3 separate regions of the Homo sapiens genome follow, and all the other regions are linked to region 2. A link is a contact called in ENCODE Hi-C data. All regions are on one chromosome and are shown on one strand. Each heading gives the region's core, a stretch centred on a gene start or an enhancer-like site at or near the end of the contact. The rest is flanking DNA. Distances are from core to core; before and after follow the strand shown. Region 1 overlaps PRDM15 (PR/SET domain 15). Region 2 has its middle 46 kb from the start of RSPH1. Region 3 has its middle 32 kb from the start of PCSEAT.

Region 1 (3,406 bases), core at 901-3,400, 630 kb before region 2:
GCGTGCTCTAGTGTTTTATGAGAATGCCTCGTGTTACTGATTGCGCAGGGTGCTCTAGTGTTTTATGAGAATGCCTTGTGTTAGTGATTGCGCAGGGTGCTCTAGTGTTTTATGAGAATGCCTTGTGTTAGTGATTGCGCAGGGTGCTCTAGTGTTTTATGAGAACGACTTGTGTTAGTGATTGCGCAGGGTGCTCTAGTGTTTTATGAGAATGCCTCATGTTAGTGATTGCGCAGCGTGCTCTAGTGTTTTATGAGAATGGCTGTGTGTTAGTGATTGCGCACGGTGCTCTAGTGTTTTATGAGAATGCCTTGTGTTAGTGATTGCGCAGGGTGCTCTAGTGTTTTATAAGATCTTGGCCTTGTGTTAGTGATTGCGCAGGGTGCTCTAGTGTTTTATGAGAACGACTTGTGTTAGTGATTGCGCAGGGTGCTCTAGTGTTTTATGAGAATGCCTCGTGTTAGTGATTGCGCAGGGTGCTCTAGTGTTTTCTAAGATCTTGGCCTTGTGTTAGAGATGGCGCAGGCTGCTGTAGTGTTTTATAAGAATGTCTTGTGTTAGAGATGGCGCAGGCTGCTCTAGTGTTTTCTAAGATCTTGGCCTTGTGTTAGAGATGGCACAGGCTGCTCTTTGACCTGTCGCGTCACCGACTCCTTTCTATGCACATCAGCGTAGTACACACATCACCCGAGCGGACACCTTGCTCTTTTCTGGATTCACCATGGCTTAGCCAGTGCCCTACCGAGGCCACGTCTGACCTTCCAGCGCCTTCCCTAACTCAAAAGATGACAAGCAACCTTGCATGCACATCCCTGGCCCTTGTCTGGTCGCTATTTCTTGTGCACATTCCTGAGGGGGAAACAGCTGAACGGGAGGAACATTTAAAGACTGACCAGTCTCCCAATGCCGGAAGTGAGCTGTGCAGCATGCTCTCCGGTGACGAGGCCCCTGTGGGAGGGGGACCTTTTGAGATATGCAGCTGCTCACCCCGGCCCCAGGAAGCTCTCTTGGGGAACCCGGCACTCAGTGGGAATCACAAAGAGGAATCGTCTCAAGGCGGCTCTCTCTTCTCCCACGGCCCACCTGGCTTCCCTACACAGTGAGCGCCGTGGCTGGCGCGGCCCGGGCCTCGGACTCACCCGTGTGCCGCTTGCAGTGCTTGAGCATGTTGACCTTCTGCGCGAACCTGCGGTGGCACTCCTTGCACTCGTACTCCTTGATGCCCTTGTGCAGCTTCATGTGGTGGCGCAGCGCGTGCTTGGTCTTCATGCCTTCAAGGACACAGCGAGTCAGAGGCGGCCACACCCCCACGCAGCCCACCTGGGGGCCCATGCCCGAGACCCTGGGGCAGGCACAGGCAGCGGCCCGTGCGGTACTGGTGAGGGTGTGGGCCGGCCCCCGAGGATCCCGGTCAGTCCACCAGCGGTGAGACCTGGGAAGTGACTGTGCCCAGAGGCCGGGAGGGACTGACTGCAACATCAGGTTCACTCACTCCTGCCAGGGCCTGGCCGAGCCCTGACCACGCGAGCAACGCCGGGGCGGTGGGTAAACTTCCCTGCGTGCCCATGGCAACCCGGCGGGAGAATTCGGTGAGAGATAGATTAATACAAGCATGACTAAAGGTTCCCTTCAACCTTGACAATATGAGTGGTGATTGGGATTCGGACGCGAGATGGTTTCAATCTACCTGTAATTTAAGAAGCCAATCTTAAGAAGCTGAAATACTCCAAAGCCTCACTCACACAGCCAGTGGAGAGAGGGTGGCCCTGGCATAGGGGCTGAGTCAGAGGTTGTGGTGCGCTGGCAGGGACAGCACTGTACAAGGCCCTCCGCAGGGGGCACAGGCATGTGCGGCTTGGTACACCTGACCGTGAGGCTGACACGCACCAGGGAACAGGGCGACCCAGCCCAAAGGCAGCCTCCCCAGCCCCGAAGAGGCGCCTTCACTGTGCCTGCCCAGGGCGGTGGGCAGCCTGCACTCCCAGGCCACCGTGTTCCCTCCACATTTGGGGAAGAACTACTGAGCCTGAACACAGCTCTGTAGTAAGCTGGTCAACGGTTCCCCTGTGATTCCACCCTCACCAGATGCAGGGGTGACCATCCACCAGCTCCTGCCAGAATTCTAAAGGCCGGGCCAGAAGACCTCCCTGGCTACGAGAAAACTGCGCGGCTGGGCCAGCAGGGGGAGCAAAGGCCCCACGATGAAGCCCGCTGCCTGCACACACAGCTGCACAACTCCTGGCCTCGGGTGGGGACGGCACCTGCAGGCCTATTACCAATGACCGAAGAGTGATTCCACCTGAAAAAGTTACTGTCAATCCTTTTGATTAAAAAAAAAAAAAAGAGTGCCGGTCACTGCTGACACGCCCAGACCCCAGCACTTCCCTCTTCCTGCTTCTAAAATGAACATATTCCAAATTTCAAAACTAATACACAGTCACAGAAAACCCAGAAAATACAGAAGAGATGGCATCTCCACATTCTGACCTCCCCACCACAGCCAGCATTGGTGACAGTAATGTTTTTTCTTCCATTTAACAAAGAAAATCTGCCAACAGTTTCAAAATAAACACAACTGCCAGACAGAGGAAATTTTAAAGCTTGCTCTACTGGGATTGTGAGTCAATCCATTTACAAATTACCGTGGGGAAAACTGATGTTTTTTAAATACTTATAATTTCTAATCCCGAACAGGGGATGCCTTTTTTATAGCTTTCAATACCTGGTGTCATATTCTTACTGGCCACAGTAAGTTCTTGTAGATCATTCCTGAGTAGTTCAAGGCCCATGATGTGATTCTGAACAAGACGTTTTCCTCCACACACACAGAAAACCTACTGGCTGGGCCCCTGCCTCCACCTGCTGGTGACAGGCTCTCACGACTACTAACAGCCTCCCACTTGGTCCCTGACACTGACTAATTCCCTGGTCAGGGCTAGAATTTCTGGAAAAAAATGTAAAGTAATAATATGCAACAGTGTTTCTTGCAACACTGTAATAATAAATGACTATAACAAAACAACCAGAAACTTTATAAAATAAAGGGTCTGGTTATATGAATCGTACGAAGGGCTTGAAAGATAAAACCAGGCAATATTTACATGTTCCGATATAAAAAGATCTCCAAGACGTATTTTCAAGTAAAAAAAAAATAGCAAAGTATCAAAAAAACAAATGAGCACAAGCATGCGCTGGTATGTACTAGCAACTGTTGCGTGATAGCACGATGACAATACTGGAATTTGGTATTCTGTAAAATAAATCTGGCAACTGATGTATTAATGCCAGCATTTTATTTCAGCTATTCAGAATTCATTTTAAAAAACGATGCAACTAAATAATTAATACATTTCAAACACTAAAATGTCTACAACATTATAAAATGTGGCTTTACCCCACACCCCTT
Region 2 (3,353 bases), core at 95-2,594:
CATCGGTCTTTCATCTCTTCTAGCCCCCTGATCCAGTGCAGGTGTTATTTCATGATTGCAGTTTGGGGCTGTGGTGGTGGCTCTGTGAGTGCCTTTTATAGTGTGAATGCAGAGACAGGGCAGGAAGGACCCATGCTGCACCCTCAGCCTCCCCTGTGAGCACCCAGGCAAGTGGAGGGCAGAACACAAAGGGAGCTCTTGTAGAAATAAAGATGGTGAACACCCCGGGCTGTGACAAAAACGGCCCACATTGTGTAGAATGCACAGGAGGCCAGACCCAATAAAAGTTTCCTTGCTGTTTTAGTCAATCAAACACGACCTCCTGAGAAAAAGACGCATCTGTCTGTCCCTTGTTTTATTTCACTAATGATGTAGTTTTTCTGTGTCCAAACATAAAGAAGTTTGAAGTTGACACAGCCACAGAGAGCAGAGCATGCACCCCACTCACAGGCCTGCTTCGAGTCCAGGCCATACCGAAATGACGTCTTCAGGGAGATTGTTCTAGACGCATCCCAGCAGATACCGACTAGAGAAGAGATGGATTCACTGGGATGTAGGTGGCTGGGCAGTACGTCCTGCAACAAATACACCCCACCGCTGGGCACCTGGGTGGTTGTTCTTTCTCCTCGGCAAGTGTGTGGTTGGGTCCAAGTCCCTCCTGGATACCACAGTGCCACGCTCGCTAATCATGATGATGAATTAAAGTGCTGCAAGTCAAGGTATGGCATTGAAATCACAGTCACGTGTTCAGGTGGTCTGTAATGAATCTCTGGATTCACCTTCTCAGGGGTGAAGCTTCCAGGTCCTCCACCCTGGGCAAAGCCAGACACAGGTAATTCCCCTCTCATCCTGCTGGGCTGCTCACAGGTTTTGCAAGGAGAATGAGATGGGTTTGAAACTCAGATCTCCAGATCTCCAGATCTAGTGTGCAAGAAATAGCATTTTCTCGATATTCTATGCTTCTGGTTCTGTCAGACCCTCATTCCACCCCCAAGGCAGAGGACCCCAGTTCAGTGGTTCTGTTCCTCCAGAAGGAACCATTCGCTGTATGGACTGAGCCTTGCGGACAGAGCTGGGCTGGAAAAGGGCAGAGACGGAAATGCCTGGTGGGATTATCATGATTGGGTGTAAACTGTCTACTCTATGAACCAATAGGAAATCCCAAAAAAAGAAAACAAAAGACACTCTTTTTTCCTTCCTCTCCCTGGGTGGGTCGCTTTGGTGTTTGTGAGCCAAGTCTGACCCCTGCTGACACCGTCTGGAAGTGGACGTCCTGTCACCAACGCCATCCCAACCCATGCCCCACCCACATTCTCTTGTTGACTTCCTCACTGTGTGCTTGAAAAAAAAAACAAGCCTGGGCCAGGCATGGTGACTCATGCCTGTAATCCTGGCACTTTGGGAGGCCAAGGCGGGCAGATCACGAGGCCAGGAGATCGACACCACCCTGGCCAACATGGTGAAACCCCGTCTCTACTACAATACAAAAACGTAGCCAGGCGTGGTGGCGCATACCTGTAGTTCCAGCTACTCAGGAGGCTGAGGCAGGGGAATCGCTTGAACCAGGGAGGCGGAGGTTGGAGCAAGCCGAGATCGCGCCACTGCACTCCAGCCTGGCGACAGAGCAAGACTCCGTCTCAAAAAAAAAAAAAAAGAAAAAGAAAAAAACAAGCCTGAAAGGGAATTCTACCAGCGTTCCCTGAGGCTGAGCGGATGACAATGTTGTTTTGCAGCTTAATGTTCCCCTCCGAGACCTGGTTCTTTGGAAAGATGGAAAGTGGTGAGAAGGGGGCGGAGCCGGCCTCAAGCTGGGCAGCCAAGGGGGCCAAAGGCCTAAGCCAGTGCCTGTCTCCAGGCTGCAGCCTGTGGTGCTGAAGAGCTTAAGGACAGGCCTGGGACCACCAAGCCAAGCACTGGCCCTGGCAAACACTGCTGCACTCGTCTAAGAAGAAAGAGCTATCATAACCGTCCACCAAAGTACATCTTATTTTAGAACCAAATTTGAGACTTTTTTAAACGTGATTCATATTGGTGCATATTATGGGCTGAGTTGAATGCTCCCTCCCCCACCCAAATTCAACCAGCCAACAATTCTGCAAGGATCAGAAGTCGGAAGAAAGGAAAATGGCAGCATCGAATGCACAGCCACAAATCCCAAGAAGGCCCCAGGAGCCTGGGAGTGGCTGCGGAGGAATTTAGGGCTGGATGGCCCACAGGACATGGTGAGAACCACTACCATGGGCTGAATTGTGTCCCCCTGAAAAGCTATGTTGGAGACTGATATGGTTTGGTTCTGTGTCCCCACCCAAATCTCATGTTGAATTGTAATCCCCAGTGTTGGGGGAGGGACCCTAACCCTAACCCTATAAACATGGTATTTTTTATATCCTCATATCCTCATACCATATTTAAACCTATGGTAAGCACCTGCTCTTCCACAGGAACAGCAGATAACTGGAAATCTTAGAGGCCTTCCCAGAACTGGGGTTCATCAGAACATGGGTGGCTCCTGACCCATCACTCCCAGACCCAGAGCTTATGCACCATAGGGGAGAGGTGGTTCAGAAGGGATGTGCAGGACAACTAAAGTACAGTAACATCGAGGTCGCTTGACCTGAGGGCAGGACCTATGGTAAGTACCTGCTTTTATGTAGGTATATACAGTAAAGGGAGCAGTCATAGCAGTGGGGGAAGGAAGGTGATTAAATAAATGACACTGGGACAACTGGATCACATTTGGGGAAAAGAAGGTTGGAATCACTCCTCATTCCTCATACCAAAAAAAAACATCAAAGATTTAAATATTTAAAAAAAAAGAAATCATGGGCCGGGCGCAGTGGCTCACGCCTATAATCCCAGCACTTGGGAGGCCAAGGCAGGTGGATCACTTGAGGTCAGGAGTTCGAGACCAGCCTGGCCAATGTGGTGAAACCCTATCTCTACTAAAAATACAAAAATTAGCCAGGCATGGTGGCAGGCACCTGTAATCCCAGCTACTCAGGAGGCTGAGGCAGGAGAATCACTTGAACCTGGGAGGCGGAGGTTGCAGTGGGCCGAGATCACACCACTGCACTCCAGTCTGGGCGGCAGAGTGAGACTCCATCTCAAAATAAATAAATAAATAAAAATAAAAACTATCATAGAGTTAAAAAGTAAAAGGTAAGCTGGGAAAGCTCTGTGCTTCTCATGCCGCCCAGTTCCAGCCCACCCCCTCCAGGAAGCCCTCCTGGCCGCCAGCCCACCTTGCTGCCCCTGAATCCCAGCTCAGGCGTCCTCTGCACAATTCATGTCAGTCGTGTCTGCCTTGTCCTGTTGTTGCGGTCTCTCATCGTCTTGTCTGTCACTCCTTCCCA
Region 3 (3,175 bases), core at 144-2,643, 840 kb before region 2:
AGTCTGGCCAACAAAGTAAACCTGGTCTCTATTAAACATACAAAAAAATTGGCTGAGTGTGCTGGTGTGCGCCTGTAATCCCAGCTACTTGGGAGGCTGAGGCTGAAGAATCACTTGAACCCGGGAGGGGGAGGTTGCGGTGAGCCGAGATCGCGCCATTGCACTGCAGCCTGGGCAACAAGAGCGAAACTCCGTCTCAAAAAGAAAAAAAGAAAGAAAAAGAAAAGAAAGTAAAAAAGGAGAGATAACAGGATGGGGGCAGTAAGCCAGGAGCAAAGAGAAAAAATGAGAATGGGGTTCATGAGTTAAGGAGGGAATTAAGGTGCATGCAATAAATTATAAATTATACAAAAGTAAGTTGTTGTAGGTGAGCCACCTCAAGAAGAAAGGTCTTAAGTGTAATTCCAGGTCGTGAGAGCTGGACAGTCCCTGTTAGCTTTGCCAGGATGGATGTCTGCTGGGACATCTCAGAAACTTCTCCGAGGCCTGTCTGTTTACTTTTGTTTATATTTGTCTAATTATCTTTGTTTAGTGAGTATTACAAAAGCATGACTTACAAGACAATGTCTTCCCTCCTCTCCCAGGGAATCCGCCCTTGCAGCGTTTGTGGGTAGCCAAGGCTCAGCTGACCACTGCAGACAGCCTCCACCTCCCATACAGAACATACTCCTGAGCAAACAGGTGCAACCACTGAAGCCCACACCACATCCAGAGAGTTGTTTAAAAAGAGAAGACTCAGAATTCTCACTCACCTTTTAGATGCCATTCTCTCAGATACAGCAGCTTCATCCCTTTCTTTCCTTCTGGGCTTCCCCTTCTGAACAGCCTCCTGTGCTGGTGTTGAAGCCCAAGGAGCGACCTCTCGAGGGTGCTCAATGGGTGTCCTTCTGCCTCAGGATTCCACTTGTGCCTTAAGTGTATACGACGGTGTGTTTTATTGCACTGTGTTTTATATCACCTTAATTTTTCAATCACATCTGGAGGCACTCTGCGTCCTGTGCAAAGGGGGTTGGGAGTCTCAGTGTAAGGCGGAAGGTGCAATGGCCACAGGCAAGATGGAGGCCCTGGGCATGGCACCTTCTCTCCAGCTTTGGCAACAAGTGCCAGTTCCTCAAGACTGTGAGGTGCAGCCCAGCAGCTGGGGCTCCATCACATCAGTTACACATGGCAGCTGGGGCTCCACCACATACATGTTATGCATGGCAGTGGGGGCTCTGCCACCACATATTATGCGTGGACTGGTCTGGTTCTCTGCATTGTGAAGATGCACCGACATGCACTCATGACCGCTCACATCAACCGGAAGGTAAGTGTCTCTCTGTGATTCCTGTTTGCTAGAAACCAGCATATCCTGAGTGCAGGACAAACACCTGGGCTCAGAACTGAAGCTTCCAGAGGAGGGAGCTCTCTCCCCCGTCTTGACTGGTGTAGCCACACCTGCCACATCTGCCTAAGAAGGAGGTCATGCAGTCTGCTGTGGACATCCAGAAACACAGATCCTGAAGACAAGGCAACGCCCCTTCTCAGGGAATAAAGGGGGCAGGCGGTAGAACTCCCGACGCCCACCTCTCATCCCATTTAGACATGTGCTCAGTATCCTTAGGTATTCCTGAGGGTGACATGAACTGTTCTCTGCCTTTGTCTGGGGCATTGCAACAATAAAAGAGGCATTTTCTTTTCTTTTCTTAGCAAAACTGGCCCCTGCCAAATGCCTTGAGTTCAGTTGTTCAAATCCCTGCCTTCCTGAAGTGCTGAAGGGGCTGAGTGTGAGCAAAGCAAGGATTGGAGGTCGAGCTCTCTAGGGCTGCGGACATTTGGGAGAATATTTGGGTGGGAAGAATGAACAGCGTCACTCAGAACTAACGGCAGGGGGCAGTGTGGCTCCACAGTCCATCACAGGGCACCCCCCCGCCCCACCGACCCCGACAGTGCCCACAGCCCCTGCCATCCAACCAGGGCTGGGCCTCAGCCTGGGGGACAGCTTCTGTGTAGTTTGGTTCAGAATGTGTCCTCATAAGAAAGGCGGCACCTCCCAGATTCCTTCCCTGCCCTCTGCCGGGAAGTCTTACTGCCAAAACACCCAGGAATGTGTGTCTGCCTCCAGCAACTTTAGCTGCAGGGGCTGGACCTGGCTTTGATGCTGCGGCAGCTGATGGGATCCTGGAGCACAGTGTGGGAAGCTGGCTCCTTAGGCCTGGGAACAAGCCCAGGCAACCGGGCTGGGACTCGCTCTGCCTGGCTGCCTCTCCTACAGCGTGCGTGAACGGGAGGCCAGGATGGCCACAGGCCCCAGGAAACGCAGATCTCATGGGAAGAGGTTGCAGTTTCAGCTTCTGGCTGTGGATGCTCCGGGCAATTTCATGCATTTCCATGAGTTCAGAGAATGGAAGCTCCCCTGGCCCCTCCCTACCACTCTTTGTAAATCAGCTCGCTCCTTCTGTTCATTCATCCGCTCATTCATCCATTCCGCACACGTGCCTTATTGAATCCCTGCTATGACCAGGCACAGGGTTAGATACTCCATGGAGACCAGACCAGTCTTAGCCTCTGCACTGATGAACTCAACCCAGAAGACACACGAAAAGATAAGCCACGGTGTGACGGGCGGACGACAGAGCCTGCGCCGAGACACGGGCACTTCAGCTTGATATGTGGAGAGTGTCGGCTGCAAACCTCCCTGGTCTCTGCCGCCAGACGCATGCCAAGATGGCCTGATTACACTGGGGAAATTTCGAATGGGCCATTGAAATGCGTGGTGTGATTGTTGCCATGGATTTTACGGTCTGGTGGCCTGTTCCGTGCTGGTCAGGCTGACGTCTGTGCTTGGCACAGCATGGTGAGAGACAGGCAGGTGTGGTTGATGCCTCTGGGAGGGAGCACATAATCCAGGAAAGGGGGCAGTAAACCAGGCGATGGGAACTGCAACGGAGCAGAGGCCACGGGAGAAGCCCCAGCGGGGAGCACACCTGAGAGGGACAGTGGGAGGAGCGAGGCCTGAAACCGGAGGAGGAGCAGCAGAGCCCCCACAGAGGACAGCGGAAAGGAGACCTGAGTGGGGAAGAGCTCGGCTCCTTCCAGTCCCCCAGGGACCCAGGTTGGGGCAGAGGGGCCATCGGGCCTGTAACCTTGCAGTGCCATCATGGCCCTGGGTAGAGTTTGGGTCTTATTCTAGGAA

Evidence for each region. Hi-C counts contacts between places; a loop is a spot of excess contacts on that map. Pooled maps may share reads with other maps.
Region 1: a loop to region 2 is called in a map of posterior cingulate gyrus, with 21 times the contacts of the local background. The contact joins two enhancer-like sites. A Hi-C loop is called at or near these places in 4 of 168 maps with a recorded cell type or tissue (CD14-positive monocyte, dorsolateral prefrontal cortex, mammary epithelial cell and 1 more) and 17 of 50 pooled maps.
Region 3: a map of mammary epithelial cell shows a loop between it and region 2 (9-fold over the local background). The contact joins two enhancer-like sites. A Hi-C loop is called at or near these places in 4 of 168 maps with a recorded cell type or tissue (A673, HCT116, PC-9 and 1 more), 1 of 37 single-sample maps with no recorded cell type and 7 of 50 pooled maps.

The regions. Positions count from the first base shown.
Region 1 is chr21:41,814,566-41,817,971 of GRCh38, forward strand. PRDM15 (PR/SET domain 15) reads right to left here. Exons shown (of 24, transcript NM_001040424.3): 19 at 1,140-1,271. Among named protein-coding and RNA genes, the nearest start is that of RIPK4, 49 kb to the left of the region's middle. RefSeq lists an enhancer at 2,291-2,340. Within about 2 kb of position 2,151, at least 7 of the 41 ENCODE cell types and tissues checked have a DNase peak (open chromatin) inside an H3K27ac peak, as active enhancers do.
Region 2 is chr21:42,448,872-42,452,224 of GRCh38, forward strand. No RefSeq gene overlaps it. Among named protein-coding and RNA genes, the nearest start is that of RSPH1, 46 kb to the right of the region's middle. Within about 2 kb of position 1,345, at least 3 of the 41 ENCODE cell types and tissues checked have a DNase peak (open chromatin) inside an H3K27ac peak, as active enhancers do.
Region 3 is chr21:41,610,963-41,614,137 of GRCh38, forward strand. No RefSeq gene overlaps it. Among named protein-coding and RNA genes, the nearest start is that of PCSEAT, 32 kb to the left of the region's middle. RefSeq lists an enhancer at 1,643-2,306. Within about 2 kb of position 1,394, at least 20 of the 41 ENCODE cell types and tissues checked have a DNase peak (open chromatin) inside an H3K27ac peak, as active enhancers do.